Linked DNA regions of Homo sapiens: region 2 is linked to region 1. A link is an interaction called in ENCODE POLR2A ChIA-PET data of the cell type or tissue named here. Cell type or tissue: PC-9. All regions are shown on one strand. Each heading gives the region's core, and the rest is flanking DNA. Links, peaks and the distances in the headings are about the cores only. Region 1 overlaps TMEM266 (transmembrane protein 266). Region 2 overlaps HMG20A (high mobility group 20A).

What was found. Peaks named below come from ENCODE experiments on the same cell type or tissue, not always from the same donor. Only the 100,000 strongest peaks of a DNase experiment are listed, where the experiment ranks them.
Region 2: POLR2A ChIA-PET joins it to region 1 with 16 read pairs; 2 of 35 experiments call an interaction of 5 or more read pairs at or near these places.

The regions. Positions count from the first base shown.
Region 1 is chr15:76,195,724-76,201,101 of GRCh38, forward strand. All of the region lies in intron 9 of TMEM266 (transmembrane protein 266), which reads left to right. Among named protein-coding and RNA genes, the nearest start is that of ETFA, 110 kb to the right of the region's middle. RefSeq lists enhancers at 355-916, 917-1,476, 1,477-2,036, 3,236-3,880, 3,881-4,524. In PC-9, for the core only: no CTCF peak of the experiment used is centred there; DNase peaks (open chromatin) are centred at 998 and 2,208; H3K27ac peaks cover 2,058 bases.
Region 2 is chr15:77,438,315-77,443,692 of GRCh38, forward strand. The region is part of intron 1 of HMG20A (high mobility group 20A); the gene reads left to right. Among named protein-coding and RNA genes, the nearest start is that of HMG20A, 20 kb to the left of the region's middle. In PC-9, for the core only: no CTCF peak of the experiment used is centred there; a DNase peak (open chromatin) is centred at 2,247.

The DNA.
Region 1 (5,378 bases), core at 215-5,214:
CCTCTGTCTCTCTCATCAGGGTCATTGGCTTTAGAGCTAACAGCACAGCCCTTGTTGTCCCTCAGCCAATGACCTATAAGACCCTGAACGCCAGATGCCACATTTGAGCACACAGGGGAGCCAAGATCTGGGCTTGGAGGTTCCACAAAGAAACCAAGCCTTTAAAATACTCCTGCACATTCTAGGAGTGCTCTGAAGCTTTCAGTCCTGCCTGGCCCTCCTGCTCCTCCTCTCTCTGCAGCCCCCATAGTGGGCAACTTCCAGGAGGAGGAGGAGGGAGGCAGGGGCAGAAGGGAGAAAGCAGGTCAGAGTTGAAGGCCACTTGGGGGAAACTGATAGGCTATGTGTCACCAGCAGGATGTCACGGGGTCTGCAGTGTCCCTGCTAACCCTCCTGGAAACTAAGGTAGGGGATATCTGGATAGGGCAGGCCCAGGCCTCCCATAGAGGTGCCAGACACACACCCTGGGAGCAGGTGCAGATGCTTCTCCGTCCAGCCCTGGGATCCCCCTGCCCACTCTTCCCTGCTTCTTCTGGGGTGTCTCCTGGGTACCTCCCGGCTCTGTGGATACTGCCTGCCCCAGCCTAGGCACATTGTTTCACAGCCAGCCCCAGAGCATCAACAGCAAAGCCAGTGCCTCCAAGGCAAAGGGCAGAACACAGGGCTGGCGAGGAACACACATGATTCACAGCCTCGCATGGTCCAGGGACACAGGGCATCCCCCAGCTGATCTCTCCTTGACCAGGAACTGTGTCCAGGGAGGGATTTTCATGACATTAGAAATTATGGCTGGACAAGCTGAGAGCACTGTAGGCTACTCTGGAGATGAAGTAAGGGCAGTGCTTGTTGCTAACTAACTGTGACCTTCAGGCCAGCGAGGCTCTGAGGCCCACCTCATGCACAGGACACAGACAATCCAGGGATTAACCTACAGACATGAGCTGTGAGTCACAGAGCCTCGGGAGGGCCGTGTGTTTTGCAGGGTGGGGGAGGGCAGCCCAGGAGGGCGGGGTGCCAGCCCCAGCCGTGAGGAGGAAGCAGCTCCACAATCTCAACAGTTGCCAGCAGGTCACAGTCAGACAACGCCAAGCAGCTTCTGTTTAGACTTGCTGTAGCACAAATCATTTTTAAAACCTAGGCTGCAGAGTTCCAGGCTTTGGGGCCTGCCAAGTTCACAGTGCCCCTGTGTAGTCATTAATACTTCTCTCCCAAATTTATTAGTCTTGAAGCTCGCCCATAACTTATGAATTACAGCCCCTGGTGGGAGTGCCACGGATTTCACCATATATCACAGGGAACCTTCGCGTCCCCCACGCTGCTGCAGCATCCAGAGACACTGCCGCAGGGGTGCATGCGGCCAGCCTGCTCTGTGCCAGCCTCTGCCAGGCAGCCCCAGGGGAGGGAGCTGAGCTGGCACCAGTGCTTGTCCTTGGAGAGGAGCGGGCCTGGCTGATCATGAAGGCAAGGCTTTCCACTGGCCTCTAAATGTGTGGGCCTGACCGGGACACTGGGGACCCCAGGAACCCCAGGGCTGTAGGACTAGATCTGAAAGAGCCTCAGGCAAAGTAGCATTTGAAGCAACCGGAGGGACATGGGTTTAGAACTGAGGTCTGGGTTTGAATTTCAACTTGACTTTGAACAAGTTACTTCTGTGATCAGGGCTGGCTTCATGGATGCATGACCTGTGTGGTCACACAGGGCCCTAACTTTGGTTCACTGCTCTGCTGTTACCCTCTTGAAATTCTTAATACTTTTAAAACAAGGGACCTAGAAATTATGTAGCTGGTCCTGTCTCAGTCTTAGTGTTTTCAAAATGAAACAGGTGTAGAAGTTCTTCACTGAGAAGGATTGAGCATTTAGTCATATGCACAGCTCTCATCCCTTGTATACAGTAGGCGCTCAGTGAATATTAGTGCCCTCCCTTGGTGAGGGCTGCCAAGCCATGGAAGAGCAAGTTGGAGTTTAGGAGCAGGAGCCCAAACCAGGAATCAGAGCCTTGCCCTGGGCTTTGGGGCCTGGGTCTGCACAGGGCATGTGGTTGGCGCCCCATGCCCCTCTGCCACACCACAGTCCATGCAGCCTGGCCAGTCCCCACCACCTCCAGGAAGCCTGGCCCAGCTGACTCACCACCCTTTCTCTCCACCTCTGCCTCCTTGCTGGGCAGGTCGGGGGCTCCACCCAAGGGGTAAAACCCACATAATGAGCATTGGCACCGCTGCACTTGACGGGCTTTTAGGAGGATTAGTCAGGTTGGGTTTGCAAAGTGCTCACACCCTGGGAAGAAAGGCGCCAGGCAGCAGAGAGCAGCTGCCACAGAAAGCACTGAGACTTTGGAGCCAGGGGTTCAGGGAGGCAAGGGATGGCCCTGGGCTAAACATTCATGATCTCAGGGACTCTTTCCAGTTCACCAGCAGAGTAGGCATTTGCTATCCCCATTTTATGGATGAAGAAGCTGAAGCTCAGAGTGGCTAAGGGATCTACCTAAGGCCACACAGCATGTGCCCTGCAGAGCCGGGTTGGCCCTGGGTCTGTTTTGTTCTGAAGCCTGTGTTTGTGCCCATTCTTTCCTGCCCCTCCACGGACTGCACAGCACAGTCCCTTGGGGGTTCTTCCTGTGTGTCTCTAGGACTCCTCAGGGCTGAATCAAAGCAAACTCCCGGGGGCAGGGGCTTATTCTTAGATGGAAGGTGGGCAGCCCTGTGTGAGGCCAACAGTGTGGCCCATTCCCAGCCATAAACATCTGTGTCTGCCTCCCTTGCCACCCCTTCGCTCCCAGATCCCCCAGTCTCTCTGTAGGAGGAACCAGGGTGGGCAGTGAGACTTCCTACTGAGTGTGTGGTGACTCCATGGCTCCCTGGAGTAGGGGTGGAGGCTGGGAAGTCCCACAGGCCTCTGATCCAACCATAGTCTTCTGTCCAGTCCAGCCTAATGGTACTTGGCATATGCCAAACTCCATGCCAAGCACCAGGGAGACAGTAAAATGTGGCTTCTGCCCTCCAAGGCCCTTGGTCCCCCTCTGTGGGTGAAGACAGAACCGCAGCCCAAGTGTTCAGTTCTGGAAGAAGAGGATCCACCAGCCTGCATGACACAAGACAACAGGCAGGCCCGGCCTCAGCACCATTAGAGAAGTCCAGGCCAGCCTGGCTCTCAGACTCACGCCTTAAAGCTCACTCCAAGGCCCTGTGTGGGTCCAGGTCTGGAGCAGAGGGAGTAGGGACAGGGAGAGCAAGTGCAGACTGAAAAGACCCCTCATGGCCACCTAGGGACCTCGGCTCTGTGTCAGGCACATCCCGGGAGCAAGTAATCTAATTCATTGAACCCACAGGCAGGGCAGGAGTCCAAAGGGTAAACCATGAAGTCCAATCTAGGACTGGTCACAGGGCCAGGGGTCCCTCAACTGGTCACAGACTTGGTGGAAGTCAAAGTTGTTGGTAAGAGAGAGGCACTAAAAAGTGCCAGGGAACCAGTCACCAAGATGGAGGCGGATGGAGAAACCGAGTTCTATTTTGGACATGTTGAGTCAGAGGTAGCTGGAGGCCAGCCAGGAGTTGTCCGGGGACGGTCGGCCAGACCAGTCCGAAGCTCAGGAGGGATGTCTGGGCTGAAGGACTCAACTATGTAGGCAACACAGAGAAAGGAGAACGATCTAATACCTTGATAGACTGAGCCAGGACTCAGGATGTCTCCAGCAGGCTGACCCTCTGGGCTGAGCCCAGCAAGCTGATGTTTGCCCAGGGTGATGAGCCCTCCTTGGGGGTTACAATGAGTACAGGGTGGGGAAGGCCTGGTCTGGCCTCAGCTCCTGCAGAGAAGACCTGGGTGTCCGTGCTGGCCACAAGCTCCACATGAGTTGGCAGAGGAGGGCAGTTTCTGAACACGCTCGGAGGATGTGAGGGTGCATTAGGGCAGTGTGATCACATCGGATCTCGGGGCACTTGGCACAGTCTATTCAATAATCACGGCCTTTTAGCACAGGGGCAGGGAGATCAGTGTGTGAAGTGCGGACCCCTAGGTCTGGAGCTTTGAGAGTAAACACTAGTCCCTCCCTCCCATTCTGGTCACAGCTGGAGCCCATAGTGAAACGTTCAGGGTGGAAAGGCTGGGAAACCAGGGAGGGGTAGAGAATGCACAGGGGCTTTCCAAGGAAAGGAGACTTCCCAGGAGGGATGTGAGGGGCTTTTTAGGTGGTGGAAGGGCTGTCATGTAGACCGTGAGTAGAAATGGGCTTGTCCTTGGTACCTGTGTGGAGGGCAGGACCAGGACCTGTAAGCCTCACACATAGTAGGCCTTCCTGATTAAATGCTAATGGGCCGTTTGACCAGGAGTTGACGTCCCTGGAAGGCCCCGACTGTGCTCCCCGCAGACAGGGACTCCTGGGCTCAATACATGGCAGAGGGTGGGCTCACTGTGACTCCACTGAGCACAGATGAATGAGAAGCTGCCCAGGAGCTGATGACCAGAGCTGCTCCACTTCCTTAGAGGTGTGCAGGCTGTGGTGGAGACAGCCCTCTCAGGCCGGTATCCAGGGGACTCCTGTACTGGGGACTGGCCAAGATGCCTCCAGTCCCTTCGCACTCCGCTGTGACTCTGTCACCTCTTGGAACTTCAGAACCATCTGCCTGGCCCCATCACAATCTGAAAGAGCCTCGCCAGCGCCATCGGGGTACAGATGAAGAAACTGAGGCCCAGAGAGGGGATGGGACCTGCTTGAGCCCCCATGGCAGGCCAGTGGCAGCACAAGGACAACTCAGCATCTGGGATTTTCTCATTTACCCTGGCCTCCTCCTGCAAGTGGCTCTTGGGTTAAGGTTTCGCTGCTCTGTGGATACTTTAGCTGAGCTCATTGTCCTACTCACATCACATGGCCCTCTGGAGTCCCTGCGGGTGTGGTCTCAGGATAAAACCAAGATTGACCAGATCCCCCAACCTGGCCCACAGGGCCTGGGGGTCCTGAGCCTCCAGCTTGCAGGGATCAGTTACCCCTGGCTTCCCAGGGCAGCAGCCAGGCTAGACAGCATTGGCAGTACACACAGCGTATGGATGCCCAGCTGCAAGAAGAGTGTAGCTGGCTGATGAGGAGCAGGGCCTGGAGCCAGCCCGGGGCCCTCCCTCAACCCCAGCGTTAGTGCAAAACACACCTCTGACTGCAGGCATTTAAAGATCAAAAGAGGCCAGAAAAGCTTTTAAGAGCCAGGCCCTTCTGTGCTGCCTCCAGCCTCCCAGGGTCAGGGCAGACTGGCTTCTGCAGCTCACAGGTGTGCCTGGGAGGGGCCCTCAGAACACAGTGGGTCTGCTGACCCCATTCTTCAGAGAAGCTCCTGGGGGTGCAGACTCGGACTCTAGGGGCAGCCCTGGAGCACTTCCAGACTTCCACGGGG
Region 2 (5,378 bases), core at 176-5,175, 1.2 Mb after region 1:
AAAGAAAAGTTAGTCTAATCGCATTTGGTTACTCCTGAGATTTACAATATTGTTTGTAAATATTATTAACTATTTTAGTCACATAAATATGCCATAATGCAACCACAGTAAGTATATGACATGTCTTTTAATCAGAATAATCAGAATAAAGCAAAAAATGACCATATTTCACAATATTAATGTATTCACGTGTTTTATAGGTTATACACATCTATTATGATTTGATATTACAAGATACTCTGCATTTTCTTATATAGCTTGGGTTTGCTTTCTCCATCTTAGATGTAGTTTTTAATTATTGTTTTTGAAGCTGGTTTTAATACAATAAGATGCTTAATTGTACGTTTGGTAGAAAATTATAAGCACAACAATTTGAAACAGCTTTCAGGCTACTAGCATTTCCCAAAACCCTTGAAAAAATGCCTGTTTACTACCAATTTTAAACCAGATAAATTTCATTTCAAGAGAAAATGTTTTCAAGTTTCTTTTTTTTTTGAGACGGAGTCTCCTCTGTCACCCAGGCTGGAGTGCAGTGGCGTGATCTCGGCTCACTGCAAGCTCCGCCTCCCTGGTTCACACCATTCTCCTGCCTCAGCCTCCCGAGTAGCTGGGACTGCAGGCACCTGTCACCACGCCCGGCTAATTTTTTTGTATTTTTTTAGTAGAGACGGGGTATCACCGTGTTAGCCAGGATAGTCTCGATCTCCTTACCTCGTGATCCACCTGCCTCAGCCTCCCAAAGTGCTGGGATTACAGGCGTGAGTCACCACGCCCGTCCGTAGGTTTGGAGTTCATTATAAAGAATAACTTTACAATTGTCAGAGCTATTGAGAAGTGGAAGTAGACATTCCCAAGAGAGGCTTTCAGGTTGGGGGCTGAGCCTTGGTTGTATGATTGGACTCAGTGATCTTTGTGGGACCTTCTAATCTTGGAATTCTCATCTTAACCAATGCTGCTTTTTTTCTTTTACTTTTTAAAACTGTGGTACATACAGTAAAGTACAAAAATCAATGAATTTTTACATAGATATATATGTGCCTGTGAATATTTTCGTCACTCTAGGAGGCTCTTCAGTCATTACCTTCTCTCTCCCCACGAGAGATAACCACTATTCTGATTTCTGTCACTATACGGTTGTTTTACTTGTTATTGAGCTTCATATAAATATATTCATAGAATATTTATTCTCGTGGGTCTGGCTTCTTGGCTCATCATTATATCTATGAAATTCATCCATGTTGCATGTAGCAGTAGTTCAATCTGTATAGTATTCCACTGATTTCATTGTAGGACTATATCATAACATATCCATGCTACTGTTGATGGACACATGGGTTGGTTCCACTTTGAGGCTATTATTTAAAAAGCTGCTATGAACATTCGCATACATGTCTTCTGTTGGTTATATACACTCATTTCTCTATGATATATTACTAGGAATGGAGTTGCTGGTTCATAGGATAGGTGTATTTTAACAGATATTGCTAAATAGTTTTCCAAAATGATTGTCCCCATTTAGATTCCCAGTAGCACCGTCAGAGAATTTCAGTTCCTCTCCATCCTTGCTACCACTGTGTATTGTCATTTTTTTTTATTTTAGCCATTCTGGTGGGTATATAATACTGTCTCTTTTTCTATAGCTATTGATCATTTGGATAGTCTCTTTATGAAGTGCTTGCTTTGTATTTAGCCCCCTTTTTTAAAAAAATGGGTCATTTATTTTTAATCTTAGTGATATTTAGGAGTTCTTCGTATATTCTAAATATGAGTCTTTAGGGAATATATGTATTACAAATATAATTTCCCAGTCTGTGGCTTGCCTTTTTACTCCTTTAACATGATCTTCTGATGAACAGACATTCTTAACTATAGTGAACTCCAATTTGTCACTTTTCTCTAATGTGGTTAGTGCTTTGTCCTCTTTAAGAAATCTTTGCCTAGCCTAAGATCATGAAGACATTTAGACCAACAATTCTTAAATTGTGGTATTAAACTAGATAATAGTGAACTTTTGTTGGTTTACACACACAAAAAGAAGTAAATGGATAGAAATGTACTGTTTTCTCCCATAATTTATTTTGAAACCTTGGGTATTAACTATAAATAAGTAGATAATGATGTTACTTAAATCTGAAATTTATTAACTGAGAAGGTGTCAGTTAGGATAGGCTAGGTTATTGCTATTTATATTGCTGTGGTAATAAACAACCACAAAATCTCAGTGGCTTTCTTTTCTCACTTATGCTATTTGTCCAAAGTGAGTCAACATGGGGCTATGCTATTTGTGGTCACTTAGACAACCAGGCGGATGTAAACTACATTATAATATATACTTCCACAGTCACTGTATTCAGGGGAAGGAAACATGGCAAATTGCTTATAGACTCAGATTTTCTGCCCAGAAGAATCATATGTCACTCACTTTCATTGCCCATGAGTTACATGGTCCTTGTGTCTTCTCTGAGGCAGTGAGGAAGTTTCCTCTTATGTTTCTGAAAGGAGATCTAAATATTTTTGAATAGCCATAGTGACTATCACAGTAAACATTTGTAAGTTACTTAACCCCTCTGTGGATCAGTTTGTTCACTATAAAATAGGTGCTAATGATAATATCTACTTGATACGGCAGATGTGTGGATTAAGTGGTATCATACACGTATAGCTCTTAAAATAGTGCCTGGTACTTAGTAAGCAATAAATTCTTGCTGCAATTATTGCTATCATTATTGTTATTAGGCTCTTACTATATGATGACACCATACTACCTGCTTTATTTACACAGATTACTTCTTGAGATAACTTCTATATAGTATGTACTATTACTCTTCTCATTTATAGGATAAGAAAACCTTGGTTTGGAGCTTTTGACTAGCTTGCCCAAGTTCCACAGCTAATACGTAAAAGATGAGATTGGAATCTAGGCAGTCTGACTCCAGAGCCCTCAGTATAAACTGAGACTCCCTCCCAGATAGCAAATAAATATGAACAGAATTCAGAAGTGCATACCATGCTTAGAGAACTCTGTGTTTGTTTGTGTACATATATGTTTATGGTTGTGATTTTATATTGAATTTTTAATATATTCCTATTTTCTGCTAGTTTGTTAGTGTTTCTAGTTCATATAATTAAATATACTGTTTCTCAGTATTCTATGTAGTCTGACAGCTAAACAAATTTGAAGTTGATTTTGTTCTTCATGAACAGGTGAAAAAACTTGAGCCAGAGTCATTTAGTGATCCCAGAAACCAGTTAGTTGGTAGTATATCCTGAACTCAAAGTCAGATTTCCTGACTTCGATTCAGAGCTCTTCCTACTGCCTCAGGTTGTCTCCTTGTAGTTTATGCAGCATATCATCCTTTATCAAATATTTGAGATGCTTTTTGTCTCCAAATTTTGAGTGAATTTGTTGTAGAAATCACAGTTAAGCTTTTTTTCCCTCATAGCTCACATTACTACATCTTGATTGTAATTTATCAACTTTGTCTTTTAAATATTCTAATGTTACTAAACACCCAGGGCCAAATTAAATATTTGGACAGAGTTTCTAGTAAGAATAAATGCCTCCAGAGAAGCTTCTGTGGAAAAATATTGTAATGATGAGCTTGAGAGTACCAATAACTTTTCTTTTTCGTGTAAGGCAATTTAGAGTCCAATTTCTGAAGGCACAGAGATGCCAGTGGAATTAGAGATGAATCAAACACATTACATTTTAGGTTTATCTTAAGGTATATTGGCAAGAAGTAAAACAACAACTTACCAAAAGCTTGTTACTTTTCCTGCCAGTGACATAAGAATGTACATATAACAACCTCAGATATATTGTAATTTTCAGAGTTAAACCTCTTAAGGAAATGCTGAGCTCATTTTCCTGGTCTGTTTTCCCATAATTAAATGGTATTCTTGTTTGATAATTTCAGTGTATTTTCATGTAACTTATCTGGAAAGTTAATAGGACATAAATTGAGTTAGAACTTCTCAATATATTGCTATATAGTGGAGATATTCAATAAGGAAGTCACAACACTTTTTTCCCCTCAGTATCAAAATATGTCAGTTATCTGTCAAGAAAATGAACTGAATCTGTGCTGTGTGTTATTGCACTCATGGGGAAATACTGTTTTGAGGCTACATGATCCTTGTCCTGGCCTCGTGCAATTTAAAACATTAATTCTTGTGTTAAAATAAATACTGCTTTATAAAACTGACTGCAGAATTTAAGGGAATTTTTAATATAAAGCATGAGGTTTATAAATTGTGCCCTTACTCTCCCTGCTAGACATGCGTACTCTTCTCTGCCCTATAGTCCTAATTCTGATGAGAGAGAGAAAGAATATATCATTAGCAACTATCTTTAAGGCATCTTTCAGCAATAAGCTAGAAACTCCTTGTTTGTTTGTTTTTGAGATGGAGTCTTGCTCTGTCACTCAGGCTGGACTTAGAAATCCTTCTAATGGTGTTTTTCTGGAAAGGGGAGTATGGAGAGTCTGGCAAAAAGGGAATTTTAGCTCTACGTGTAGCCATATTTTTTTTACAAAAAAGAAACTAAGTATTGCATGTGAAATTAAAATTTAATTTTAAAACATCTGTGATCCTTGATGGCACTTTTCCTCTTTCTTTAAAGTAACAAAACCATACTGCTGAAGGTTGAGTTTAAAACAAAGATTGGAAAGTAATTATTCATAATTTCACCACCCTGACATAACTACTTTGAACTTTTTTTTTTTTTTTTTTTTTTTGAGACAGAATCTCGCTCTGTAACCCAGGCTGGAGTGCAGTGGTGTGATCCCTCATCACTGCAACCTCCACCTCCCAGGTTTAAGCGATTCTCCTTCCTCAGCCTCCAGAGTAGCTGGGATTATAGGCTCCTGCCACCATACCGGGCTAATTTTTGTATTTTTAGTAGAGACAGGGTTTCACCATGTTGTCCAGGCTGGTTTTGAACTCCTGACTTTAAGTGATCTGCCCACCTCGGCCTCCCAACACTTTGAACATTTTGATGTGTTTCCTTCCAATCTTTGTTCTTATATATCTATTTTTTATGATGATGATGATGATGATGATGATGATTATTATTATTATTATTATTATTATTATTAAGTTAGGGTCTCACTCTGTCACCCAGACTGGAGTGCAGTGGCACGATCTCACCTCACTGCAACATCCACCTCCTGGGTTCAAGCTATTCTCCTGCCTCAGCCTCTGGAGTAGCTGGGATTACAGGCGCCCACCACCATGCCTGGCTAATTTTTGTATTTTCAGTAGAGACAGGGTTTCACCATGTTGGCCAGGCTCGTCTTGAACTCCTGACCTCAAGTGATCCACCCATCTCTGCTTCCCAATACTTTGAATATTTTGATGTATTTCCTTCCAATCTTTTT